Linked DNA regions of Homo sapiens: region 2 is linked to region 1. A link is a contact called in ENCODE Hi-C or POLR2A ChIA-PET data. All regions are on one chromosome and are shown on one strand. Each heading gives the region's core, a stretch centred on a gene start or an enhancer-like site at or near the end of the contact. The rest is flanking DNA. Distances are from core to core; before and after follow the strand shown. Region 1 holds the start of DTD1 (D-aminoacyl-tRNA deacylase 1). Region 2 overlaps DTD1 (D-aminoacyl-tRNA deacylase 1).

The links. Hi-C counts contacts between places; a loop is a spot of excess contacts on that map. ChIA-PET counts read pairs that join two places held with the same protein, here RNA polymerase II (POLR2A). Pooled maps may share reads with other maps.
Region 2: a pooled map shows a loop between it and region 1 (6-fold over the local background). The contact joins the enhancer-like site here to the promoter of DTD1 in region 1. A Hi-C loop is called at or near these places in 3 of 37 single-sample maps with no recorded cell type and 5 of 50 pooled maps. POLR2A ChIA-PET finds 5 or more read pairs at or near these places in 1 of 52 experiments (Panc1).

The regions. Positions count from the first base shown.
Region 1 is chr20:18,585,049-18,591,370 of GRCh38, forward strand. DTD1 (D-aminoacyl-tRNA deacylase 1) reads left to right here and starts at 3,006. Exons shown (of 6, transcript NM_080820.6): 1 at 3,006-3,067. The coding sequence starts at 3,025. It overlaps LOC124904878 (a long non-coding RNA gene), which reads right to left and starts at 2,417. Exons shown (of 3, transcript XR_007067547.1): 1 at 2,377-2,417. RefSeq lists enhancers at 177-471, 3,143-3,642, 3,483-3,542 and a silencer at 2,833-3,372.
Region 2 is chr20:18,725,904-18,732,225 of GRCh38, forward strand. All of the region lies in intron 4 of DTD1 (D-aminoacyl-tRNA deacylase 1), which reads left to right. Among named protein-coding and RNA genes, the nearest start is that of DTD1-AS1, 30 kb to the left of the region's middle. RefSeq lists an enhancer at 2,298-2,821. Within about 2 kb of position 2,773, at least 3 of the 41 ENCODE cell types and tissues checked have a DNase peak (open chromatin) inside an H3K27ac peak, as active enhancers do.

The DNA of each region.
Region 1 (6,322 bases), core at 1,756-4,255:
GCACTAGAATCACTCATGGAACTGAGGAAAGTGCTGTAATTATCATTTATAGTTTTATTATAAATAATACAAATTAGGACCAGTCAAATGAGATATGTTAGGCAAGGTCTGCGAGAGTACCAAACACAGAGCCTCTGTGCTTTCTCCCTGCGGAATCAGGGCCATTACCCTCCCAGCACATCAATGTGTTCAGCAACCAGGAAGCTCAATGAAGCTTCAATGTCCAGAGTCTTTCCTGGGATTTCATCATGTAAGCATGACTGATTGAATCATTGGCCACAGGTTGAACTCAATCTCTGTCTTCTACCCCTCCCACAGGTTGGGCTGGCTCAGACATCCAGTCACTATTGGTCTTTCCAGTGACCAGCTCCCAATCTGAATTGTCTTGTTAGTAAACTCAGGAATAATCAAGGAGCTCATGAATAACAAAGATACTCCTGTCTCTTGAGAAATTCCAAGAATTTTTAAAGCTCCATGCCAGAAACCCAGAATTAACAAAGGCCAAAGTCTTTATTGTACCATAGGGGTGAACATTTTGAATTCCATTTTAAGTATGTTAACTTTTTTTTTTTTTTTTGAGACACAGGTTTACTTTGTCACCCAGGCTGGAGTGCAGTGGCAGTGATCCTGGCTCACTGCAACCTCCGCCTCTCGGTTTCAAGTGATTCCTGTGCCTCAGCCTCCCAAGTAGCTGGGATTATAGGTGCCCACCATCACGCCTGGCTAATTTTTGTATTTTTAGTAGAGATGGGGTTTCACCATGTTGGCCAGGCTGGTCTTGAACTCCTGACCTCAAGTGATCCACCTGCCTCAGCCTCCCAAAGTGCTGGAATTACAGGCGTGAACCACCACGACCAGCCCAATTTTCCCTTTTTTAGTCTTATTCTTTCAGGAGTGCACAATGGAGTTTTCCAGGGGCTCCGTGACATATAGTGACTTCATTGCTCTGATATTCATATGTAGGGGATTTATTATTGCTATTTTTAAATGCATTGATAAATCCATGTTAACTATTTCTCTTAGTTAAAAACAGTAAACATTTTTAGATATAATCCACCTAAACAAAAGCTATACTTTGTGCCCAATAATTTTTAAGAATGTAAAGGGATCCTGTGATCAAAATATTGAGACCTGCTGATTTTTCAAAAACTCAAATTTTACCAGTTGTTCCAATAATAAGCTTTTCCTTTTCTTGATTTTTCTGGCCAGGATACCACCCAGGTTAATTTAGTTTTCCTGTCTTTTTTTTTTTTTTTTTTTTTTTTGAGACAGAGTCTTGCTTTGTCACCCAGGCTGGAGTGCAGTGGCACGATATCGGCTCACCGTAACCTCCGCCTCCCGGGTTCAAGCAATTTTCTTGCCTCAGCCTCCCGAGTAGCTGGGATTACAGGCATGCGCTGCCATGCCTGGCTAATTTTTGTATTTTTAGTAGAGACGGGGTTTCACCATGTTGGCCAGGCAGGCCTCGAACTCCTGACCTCCAATGATCCGCCCACCTTGACCTCCCAAAGTGCTGGGATTACAGGTAGTTTTCCTGTCTTTTAAAAAGTCCACGGCTGGGCGCAGTGGCTCATGCCTGTAATCCCAGCACTTTGGGAGGCCAAAGCGGGCAGATCACCTGAGGTCGGGAGTTCGAGACCAGCCTGACCAACATGGAGAAATCTCATCTTTAATAAAAATACAAAATTAGCCGGGCGTGGCGGCGCATGCTTGTAATCCCAGCTACTCAGGAGGTTGAGGCAGAAGAATTGCTTGAACCCAGGAGGCAGAAGTTGTGGATAGCCAAGATCACACCATTGCACTTCAGCCTGGGCCACAAGAGCAAAACTGCATCTCAAAAAAAAAAAAAAAAAAAATCCTCCTTAATTCTCGGAATCCTACCTGGTTATTTTGTAGAATGTTCCTCAATTTATTTTTGTCCTATGTTTCATCATGATTGGATTCAGGTTATACATTATTTGGCAGAAATACCACAAGATTGATGTTGTGTCCTTCCCAGTGCAATATCAGGAGGCACATGATGTCTTGTTACTGGTTATGTTAACTTTGACAACGTTATTAAGGCAATTTAGTATTCAGTATTTAACAAACAAGCACACTAGTTTGTAGTCTTTTCTGGGCAAGTGAGGGTTTCTTCTCAATTTCAGTGCCTTTTCTACGCCCACCAATGCTATTAGTCACCTTTAAGGTGAAGACTGCTGAGATGGAATTATTTTTAGCAATGATAATAATTTGTTGGGGTAATAGTTGTACAGCCCTTTGCTGCCATCTAAGCACTTTTACGTGGTTTGGTTCATTTAAATCTAACAACCCAGTGAGGGGGCCAATTAGTAGCATTTATATTACATGAGAAATTAGAATTCTAGAATCACATACCTATTTATTATCATGACATGGCTAAGTCGAATTAATAGTGAGATAGGTAAATGGCTATTTTAGGCAGCAGATCCTTTTGTATGTGGTATCTGAAAAGCCACTGAGGCAGGAAGACAAGGAAGAAGAATTTGGGAGGATCTGCGTGCAGAGGAGTGGAAGAGGAAAGAGGAATACAATTAGAAATAGGATTCAGGCTGAATTTAAAGGCTTAGTGATGACGGGTTCTTAGGTTCGGGTATGTGGGAGAAAAAAACCAGCATAGAGACTACCTTCGGGGCAGAGTGGGTTCTGGGCACTGGGTAGGGGCTGGGCCCGGGATGGGGGGATCAAAGGGCTCTGGCGGGACCCAGATGTGGATGGGGCAGGGCCGAGCGTGGGGACTGGGCTTTTCAATGACGGGCGGGGTTACGGTTGGGCAGCAGGTGGGCGTGGCAGGCATAGGCGGAGTCAATCTATGAGTGGGTGGGCCTATCGCCAGGCCGAGAGTGGGCGTGGCCGACGTGGGGTGGGTAGCAGCCGACCGAGTCGGACCGGCCAGTTGGGCGCGCTTCCGGGTGTCACCTCCAGAGGGCGCCGGCTGCGGAGCCGCCCTCAGAGTCGCGAGGCCGGACGCAGCGCGGCGCCGCCCCACTCGCCCCAGCCGCCGCCATGAAGGCCGTGGTGCAGCGCGTCACCCGGGCCAGCGTCACAGGTCAGTCGGGCGGGGCCGGGCCCGGGAGGAGCCGCCCCTGACCCCCGCGACCGGCTGTCTTGCGTGGGGGGTCTTCCTGCGCCATCCTTGGGGCCGCTGCGGCCCCTCCGCGAGCCTGGTCCCCTTCGCGAGCTCGGTCCGCGCAGCCGCGAGTCCCCAGGGCCGGCTTCGGGGCAGCGCGGCGGCCGGAGAGCCCCCTGCACGTGCCCGACCGGCCCCGGCGCGCCCCTGGCTTCCGGCTCTCGGCAGAGGGTGCAGGACCAGCGCGCCTCATTCTCAGCACCTTTGTCCTGCGTGCGGGATGGCGGAGCCTCGGAGCATCTCCGTGGTCCGCTCTTCAGGGAGTGTTGATGAACCACGCTTAGAGCATTTCCGGAGCAGGCACTCCTCCCTTTTCACTGCTGTATTTTAAATGTTCAATTTTTGCCCATTTTTACGTATTCCAATTTTTATGGGGCTTGACTCAGGATGAAATGCACAGATGCGGAGAGTTGCTCCTTGGGCTGAGCTTTGACAGTTGCGTGCACGTACGTGACTGGAGCCTAGGCTGGATGAGGGGCGCCCCCTGCCCAGGACGCCCCTCGCCCTCGCCCGCTGAACTCTGCGCGGAGGGGTCGGGATCTAAAGAATTCAAGATGAAAACATTTCTCTTTTTCTTGTGGACCAAGCTACCCGACCCCTGGTCATCACTCAGCACTTTCGTCTCGGTTGGGCATCAGAGGTCCAGATGATTAGTGTAGATAAAGTAGTCGTTTTAAGAAAACCACGGTACGAAAGATATTTTTTAAAAAACATTTAAATGACAAGCTTTATATTGTCTTTAGTCTTTTCTGTCTTTATTGGCACAACTATATTGTTTCAGTTCAAATAATTTCAGATATCCTGTCCTTGGAGCCAGTCTGCACCAAATATGCGTTCTTGTGTCCACAAAAGTATGAATTAAAAACAAAACAGGCCGGGGGCTGTGGCTCACACCTGTAATCCCAGCTCTTTGGGAGGCCAAGGCGGGCAGATCACCTGAGGCCAGGAGTTCGAGACCAGCCTGGCCAACATAGAGAAACCCTATCTCTACTACAAATACAAAAATTAGCCGGGAGCGGTGGTTGGTGCCTATAATCCCAGCTACTCGGGAGGCTGAGGTAGGAGAATCGCTTGAACCCGGGAGGCAGAGGTTGCAGTGAGCCGAGATTGTGCCAGTAACCTCCAGCCTGGGCGACAGAGCGAGACTCTGTCTCAAAAAACAACAAACAAACAAAACCCCAAAACAAAAAACAAAACAAAACAAAAACAACAAAAAACCCTAAAGAAACAACCAAACCCACCAAAACCGTATATTTAAATCTAAGAGTCTATTTTTCAACCCCGCCTAATGATTTCTAAGCTGTTCTGGTAGCTTTGGTTTTGGAAATGGTCCTGGAATAATAGGGAATAGAGTAGCACTGGGATTTAGGAATTTTAAAGCTTTTATAACATTTCTGTAGATATTTAAATTCATGAAAACTGGGAAAATTCATAGATGAAAGATGTTTTGCATTATTGAGAAGAACCTTGCAGTCTGCTGCTGTGTGTGGTCGTCACTGACAGATTTAAATTTTGATCTCTCTCCTGAACTCTCCATCCTGCTAATCTGGAATATTGAAAATGTGTATTCTGTGAGATGTGCTGAATAAGAGTTTGGGTTATTTTGGTTCACTATTTAAGTTATATGCTTTCAGTTAAAACAACCAAACCTGCATATTAAAAAAGATAAGGGTGTTAATTATGGGAAAGTGTAAATAATTCGGGAATTCTGGGTTGGGGAACTGTGGAATTCTGTTAGAAGGGCCCTCCACTTATGCAGGCCTTCTAGTTGCATTGTAATGGAAAGGGATTTTCTGATTCCTTTAAAATGTGGCTGGTTTCACTGAAATGTGGCTGTGTTTGAATGGCATTTTATTTTAGGGGTTCTAAAATGTTAACTTCCTGTTTTATGGTCAGGACAGCATAGATTATCAGGAGTCACACATTTTATTTTATTTTAAAATAGTTGGTTGACTTCACATTTATTTTAAATTTATGCATTTATGGTTTGTTTGTTTTAGAGATGGGGTCTTGCTCTGTCACCCAGGCTGGAGTGCAGTGGCACTATTATAGCTTACTACAACCTCAAACGCTTGGGCTCAAGTGATCCTTTAGTTTCAGCATCCTGAGTAGTTAGACTACAGGCGTGTGCCGCCACCGCTATGTCCAGCTTAGGAGTCACACATTTTACTATGTGGTATATTCAATTTATGTGATTGGTCAAACACATTTTTTTTTATAGTAACCCTGTAATATCATTTGATGCCCAGTCCATCAGATTTCTCCAATTGGCTAATTGGTTTTGTTTTTGTTTTGAGAGAGTCTTGCTCTGTTGCCGAGGCTGGAGTACAGTGGTGCCATCTCTGATCACTGCAGCCTCTGCCTCCTGGGTTCAAGCGATTCTCATGCCTCTGTGTCCTGAGTAGCTGGTCTTACAGGTGCGCGCCACTGTGCCTGGCTAATTTTTTTGTATTTTTAGTGGAGACAGGGTTTTGCCATGTTGACTAGGCTGGTCTCAAATTCCTGGCCTCAAGTGATTTGCCTGCCTCGGCTTCCCAAAGTGCTGGGATTACAGGCATGAGCCACTGCACCCAGCTTGATCAAACACATTTTGATGCCTTAGGTTGGGTACTGTGATAATCTAATTTTTAAAAGTTTATTATGGCACATTTCAAACATATTAACAGACGGAATAGGGCAATAACCCCCATGTCCCATCATTCATTGTCAGCAGCTAAAATTTGATGTCTGTGAACAGTGTTGGAAGAGGATCTAAAATGTTTGGGTTTAACTAGGTTAACTTCAAAGGTTATGAATTCTTGAAGTAGAGATCTCAGGTCTGATGCCACTAGTAGGTAGAAAAATTGACCAAACATCTCAGTCTTTTCCAGCCCTTTGATCTTTTGTTCAAAGTGGTGATTCTCAGATTTTTTCCCTTGGTGATCCATTTACTTATAATAAAAAATCCTTTTGAATCTCCTAGTCCTTCTACTTGTCCCTGGAGGGGGGACAAAACTGCTCCAAAATAAGACAGCAGTCTCTGTGTCATATATAGACTTTGGGCCATAATTTGTTTCATGTTAAGATAATTATAAAACTGTCAAAATTCTTTGACAGTGATTCTAGAATCTAAGCAGATAATCCTAACTGTAGAAAAGGCTTTAGTGTACGAAGATTTTCACTACACTGTTATTT
Region 2 (6,322 bases), core at 1,523-4,022, 140 kb after region 1:
CAGACAGATCTTCCAAGATGGAGGCTGACACCCAGCAGAACTGGGAGCCTCCTTGCTCTGCTCCCTCCAGGCAGCTGGGTACTGTGGTCAGTTCTAGACAACTGGCATCTTTGTGTGTGGCTCTCCCACCTGGATTGTTTTGTTATAGAAGAGGGAAGCCAGTTGGTGCCAAAGCATTGGATTATCCTCAAGTTCACTTGTCTAGATCCTCACATGTTTAGGGATGTGTCTGAATTTACAGGTGTGGGTGGAGTGGAGTCGCCTCTGGCATAGTCATTCTGTGAATCATTGATTGAACCTAAAATGCAAGCATTTATCTTGATGGTCTGACCTTCCTAGTGACAATGGGGGCATTTTCTTTTCAGGCTTCGTCAAGTGCATTCTTTGCTTGTTTGTCCAGGAATGTTCCTGATCTTGATTTAATAATTGAAAATCACTCAATTTATCTGTCAGCCTCTGAGCCCCATGTTTACCTTAATTCTCATCATGAAAATTGCATTGTACAAGTAATCTAACACAAATTCAGCAAAGATGAGGGGGGTGTTTTTGTCAATCAAGGGTTTTTTTCCTACCAGGTTACTAACATAATTCAGCCTGTCACTCATCAGGGTAAATGTCAGCTGCCTTCACCAAAATTTAGGTGCCTTGTGCATGGATGTGAAGAGACTCAAAATCCTAGAGGTGTTTCTGAGGGAAGCCCCATTGGGATGACTAGGAATTCTACTCCTTGTTGTCACTTAGTGGGGAGTGTTGATACTTTGGCCAGCAAAGAAGATCCAGACTTAGTCCTGGGGGTTTTGATACCATTCCCAATACCTCTTCCTCCCCTTGCCCCCTTTCTTGGGGGACAGACACCTACCACACTGCTCTTCCCCGTTATGGTAATTAATACCATGCATTGTACTTTTGCTCACAGTCCAGACCCAGGAGATGGGGACACAGTGTCTTCTTAAGATGCTGCTTACTTATAGGGGCCAGAAAGGACTCTCCTTGGAGCTGACTTTATCTTTCCCAGAGAAGGGAAGTGGAATGCTGGAGACAATTGAAGAGTTACCAATCTTTGCATTCCAGGCACCTGTTGGCCTTGGCTGGCTGAGAGTCTGTGAGGACGGGTGGACTCTTGGGTGCTGGGACCCGTGGCTATGGGGAATGAGCAGAGTGACAGAGGAGTCCTTGGCAGGTGCTGTGGTGAGGTAGCAGCTGTAGTACCTGGGACTTGGCCGCGTGCCTGGAGGCCTGGGCAGGGCCCATGGGTGGGAGCAGAGGGGCCTGCCTGAGCTTTGGAGCTGCATGACAGAATGTGGATTCCCCCACGGCTCCCGGGGGTGAGGTGTTGTTTAGTGGGAACCTGGAGGGCAGCCTCAGCCCAGCCCTGAGAGAAGACTAGTGTGAGGTGGCTCAGAAGCCCCAGGCATGAATGTAGGCTTGGGCAGGAAACAGGATGAGGTGGTAGGGCTGAGGAGGGTTTAGAATTCCTGGAGGGTAAAGTGCAAGGCGAGAGGAAGTGGGTGGCGAGGAGACTGGTGAGGCTGTTTGAAGCTGGGTCTGGGTGGACTTCTGTAACACCTTGATGATGCTCTTCGGCCCTGAAGGAGAGGGCGGCCCTGGAAGGGATCTGGGTGGGGAGAGACGTTATTCTGTAATGAGTTTTAGTGAGATATTCACATGCCACACAGTCCGCACATGTGAAGTGCACAGTTCATGGCCTGTAGTTCATTCGCAGAGCAACCATCACCATGAGAAGACCCCTGTTTTTAGCTGTCACTCTCCCCTTCCCACCATCCTCCCCAGCCCTGAGCTGTAGATTTCTCTATTTTGGGCATTCCATGTAAAGGAGGGCACACAGTATGTGACCTTTGTGCATGGCTTCTTTCACAGAGCAGAGCATCATCGGTGTTTGTCCATGCCATGGCACGTGTCAGCACTTCAGTCCTTATTTCCATGTAATCTTCCATCATGTGGATATAGCACACTTCACTCACCCACCTAGCGGTGGATGGGCATTTGTGGGAGAGGTGGCCTAGGGTGAAGCAGAGGGGAGGCTGATGGAGAAGATGGTTTGTTCACTGTGGAAAGGGGGTTCCAGGGAGCTTAGGTGAGAAGGGGCTGAAGGAAAGGTAGCAGTGGCAGGAACATTGTGAGTGTGTGGGATAGGGGATGGGAGGGGCATGGGTAGGACCCTGGAGGGGTTTTCAGTCCCTTCATGGACTTGGAGACTGTCAGCCCCTCCTGGCCTTCCTGCCTCCTTGGCTGGCCTTGTCTACTTGCTGAATACTGGGGACCCCTCAGCCGGCAAGAGGGCCCTGCCTGGGCAATGGGCTAGCTAAAAGGTCCCCTGGAGTGTAGGGAAGAGGGCGGGGCCATCACCCTGAGTTTGGCTTCTGGTCAGTGGCACAGCAAGACCTGGCTGGGGGATGGGAGTCAGCCCATCTTCAAAGCCACTCGAACTCTGATTGAAAACCGTGCTCCCTATGAAACCTCAGTTTAAGATAAGCCCTCTAGCCCAGCGCTTCCTAAAGTTCAAGGTGCACAGGAGTCCCGTGGGGATCTGTCAGAATGCAGATTGTGGTTCTGCAAGTCTGGGTGGGGTCTGGGAGTCTGCATTCTGACAGCACTTTGGAGATCTGCCATTGCTGCTCCCAGGACCAGCCTCAATTCCAAACAGGTCGTTGCTCCTCAGTCCTATTTCGGTGTCTGGATGTGGGAATCTGTAAGTAGGGGAAGTGGAATAACCAAAGGGATGTGGCCCTAAGGTTGTCAGATCTTTTTGAGGCCTCATTTGCATAGGAAACTCACAAGAGCAGCTGTTGAGGCTGGCAGCAGTGCTTTCTCAGAGCACAAAGCAGTGCTCATGTGGCAGGAAAAGCCCCTGCCTGGGTCCCCTGGGTCTGTCTGGTGGTAGGTGTATTTTGAGTCAGGAGAATAAAAATAGTAAGATGGCTCTGAGCATTGCATCCATTCTCCAATTTCATTGTTAGCACACTTCCTCCCAGGAGTGACAATTCCTGACAGCATCCTGAAACTGAATTGAAGCTAATGACAAAGATACCTGGGAGCTGGGCACAGCAGCTTTTGTTTGTACCAAACCTACGGCCGATGCTTGCTTGCTTGATTGCTTAAGATAGGGTCTCACTCTGTTGCCCAGGCTAGAGTGCAGTGGTGCAGTCACGGCTCACTGCAGCCTTGACCTCCTGGACTCAAACCATCGTCCTGCCTCAGCCCCTCAAGGGGCTGGGACTACAGGCATGTGCCACCACGTCTGGTGAGTTTTTGTATTTTTTGTGGAGTGGGGTTTTTCCATGTTGCCCAGGCTGGTCTTGAACTCCTGGGCTCAAGTGATCCTTCCGCCTCATGGCTAAGGCTTTTATAGATACATTTTCTTCTACAGAAATAGAGTTCATGACAGTTTTGTCGTGGTTTGCTAACATTTCTTTTCAGAAGTAAATGGCAGTGATAACACACGTTCAATTTCTGGTTCTTTGTGAGCTACTGGTAGATCCTGAAACTGAACAGGCTCAACCATGGCCCCGGGGTATTCAGAGCTGAGATTTCAATTAAATTTGCAGAAGTGTCATAATAATACTTTTGAAGAGCACTTCATTTTCTCTGACAAGCTGCATACTGGAGAATTGTACATTTGTGATCAATAGTGGTTTTATTCCTCTTCAGATATTTTGTGGGGAAGCAAGTCATATATTAGAGCCCTTTGGCAAAGCCATGACTAAAAATGAAGTGTCATCACTTCTGTGCTTTAAAAAATTTATTATGTAATATTTGATAGCTGAAAAGGAGTATCTGTAATACACATGTGTCAAAAGCATAACGACAACACAAACAGCCTAGGTACTGCCTCCCAGCCTAAGAAGCAGAGCGACTTCCATACCCAGGGCCTTCCTGCCTCCTCCCTGCATAGCCTGCCCCTGGCCGGGAATGACCACTGTCCTGCCCCTTATGTTCATCACCTCCCTTCTTCCTTCTCTCTCTGAGTGGCTTCTATTGCACATGTGTGTCCCTAGGCAGGTGGCCTGGCCTTTGTATTTGAGCCCCTCCTCCAGTGCTGTCCTTTTGCTTGTGTCTTTTCTTCTAGGTGGGGCCTGTGTGTGCTCTCCTGTTTCTACCTGCTCCACTGCCAAACAGTCCCTCAGAGCTGACTCTTGTACTCTTCCCCAAAATATATGCTTTTTAATGATGAAGAGATGGGAATTGTGGTTTTTGTTTACTGCAGCCATTTATTTTCCCTATCAACACCTCAAGTGGTAAATCAATCTGTACAGAATATGTCATAGTTTAAAGAACTCTCTTCTTATGGGTATTTAAGTGGTTCCACAGTTTTTACTATTGTAAAAACCAGTGCAGTGAACATCCTTTTGCATGTATCTTTGTGCTTAACAACCAGTTATTTTCCACAAGATAAATCCCAATGGGTGTGAGTGCTGGGTCATAACAAGCATATACTTAGTGCTTTAAAATATGCATTGCCAAATTGCATTCCCAAGGCCCAAATTTATACTCCTATCACCAACATAAAATATTCCTTTCCTCAAACCCTTGCAAAGGCTGAGTATTGTAATTGTTTAGTCCTTATCAGTTTCATGAATCATAAGTTATATCTTATTGTTTGTATTTGTATCAACTTAATTGCTAATGAAGTTGAGCTCTTCTTTTCCACAAGCTCATTAGGCATTTGCATTTATTTACAATTTTTAAATTGATTGTGAATCTGGATTTTGGATCCAGATAAGCTTGATTATCTTCTCGTTTGCATTTTATATTTTCTCATTCAAGAATTAGTTTTGGCATTTGTATAACTCATTTGGCATTGTTACATTACTTAACATAATTTCCTTTATTATTCTCAAGAGGCTGGAACTCTTTTATGAGTCATTTATTCATTTATTTTTTAAGGATGGGAATGATGTTATATTTTCTGAATATTTGCGTGTTTTGGAATGTCTTGGTTGACATAGAATATTTGGGTCACCATCTTTTACTCTCAGACTCTGTGGACATTGTCCTGTCCTAGTGTTTGGTTGACTGAGTTCCTTACTTCTCTTCGTCCATTCCTCTGTTGTCATGCAGTCTTTTATTCACCCAACATATAGTTTGTCAGTGTCTTAGCGTCCTGCCTGTCCACTTGCATTTAGTGGTGTGGAAGGGAAGGTTAGTGCCCTTGTTATGGATCTCCTTTCTTAAATTTCCCTGAGGGTCGATCCTTCCCTTATGTACTGAGCCTTTCGTTAGCTGATGGGATGAAGGATTGTAGCCCTTCTGTAATGTTTTTTCATATTGTCTTTTCTGCATCTGCTCCGCTCCCTCCTTTTACAGTTCCTATCCTACAGATGACTGGATTTCCTGTGTTGAATTTCCAAGTTTCTGCTTTCTGCTTATCATCTTTTCCTCTGGGTATCAGAAAAATGACATGAACTGATTTTTCTGAATCATTAGTTTGGTTTTCTGTAGAACTTGATCTGTTGTTAACCACATCCACTGTGTGTGCTTTCTTTCTCCAATCAATTTAAGTTGTTTATTAAAGTATTATGAACATAATTCAATATCACATAATACCTGAAGGTGTATAATGAAAAATAACACTCTCTGCCTGTTCTCCGCCCTCAATCCTTGTCCTCTTATCCATAAGCAACCAGCTTGAACATATTTTAAGCAATTTCTTTATGTATTTTTTCTCTATTTCTAAATAATGAACTTTTGCTATTTCTTGATTTATTAAAATTTGACATTATTTTTTCATGCTGCTATACAGATGAAGACTCAACACTCTTCACTCCCTACTACTTTCCCTCTCTCCATCATTGTTATGTCATTATTTTTAATTGATTCAATAAGCAATATTTATTGTCTGGACTCTGTAACTGTTATGCACCACAAAGCTGTGTTATATCCTATAATCTTTGTTGCTGTTGTTCAGCCTTTTGCTTTTCTGGGAGTGTGTTCTTCTCTTTCTTTTCTCCTTGAAGCCTTGGGGAATGTACTTCTATTTACTCCTCCTGCTCCCAGGCCTTCGCTCCAGTGCCCCTCTGTGGAGCCCACTCTCTGGAAGCCTTATTAGCTCCCATGTGGGCTACTTGCTGTCCTGGCTGCTGAATGCACGTCCTGCCCAAATTTGGTCTCCACCTTTCTCCCAGGTCATGTCTACTGCTCTTCTAGGTTCCATGTCTTCCTCTCTTGTTTTATTGTTATTTTGTACAATAATTCTTCACTGTTCCAAATCTGCTTGCTTGGCATTTATACAAGGTATAGACCAAGTGGGAGAGGAAAAATGGTTCTCTTTTTCTTAAGACTCTAGTAAATTGAAGAAACATTT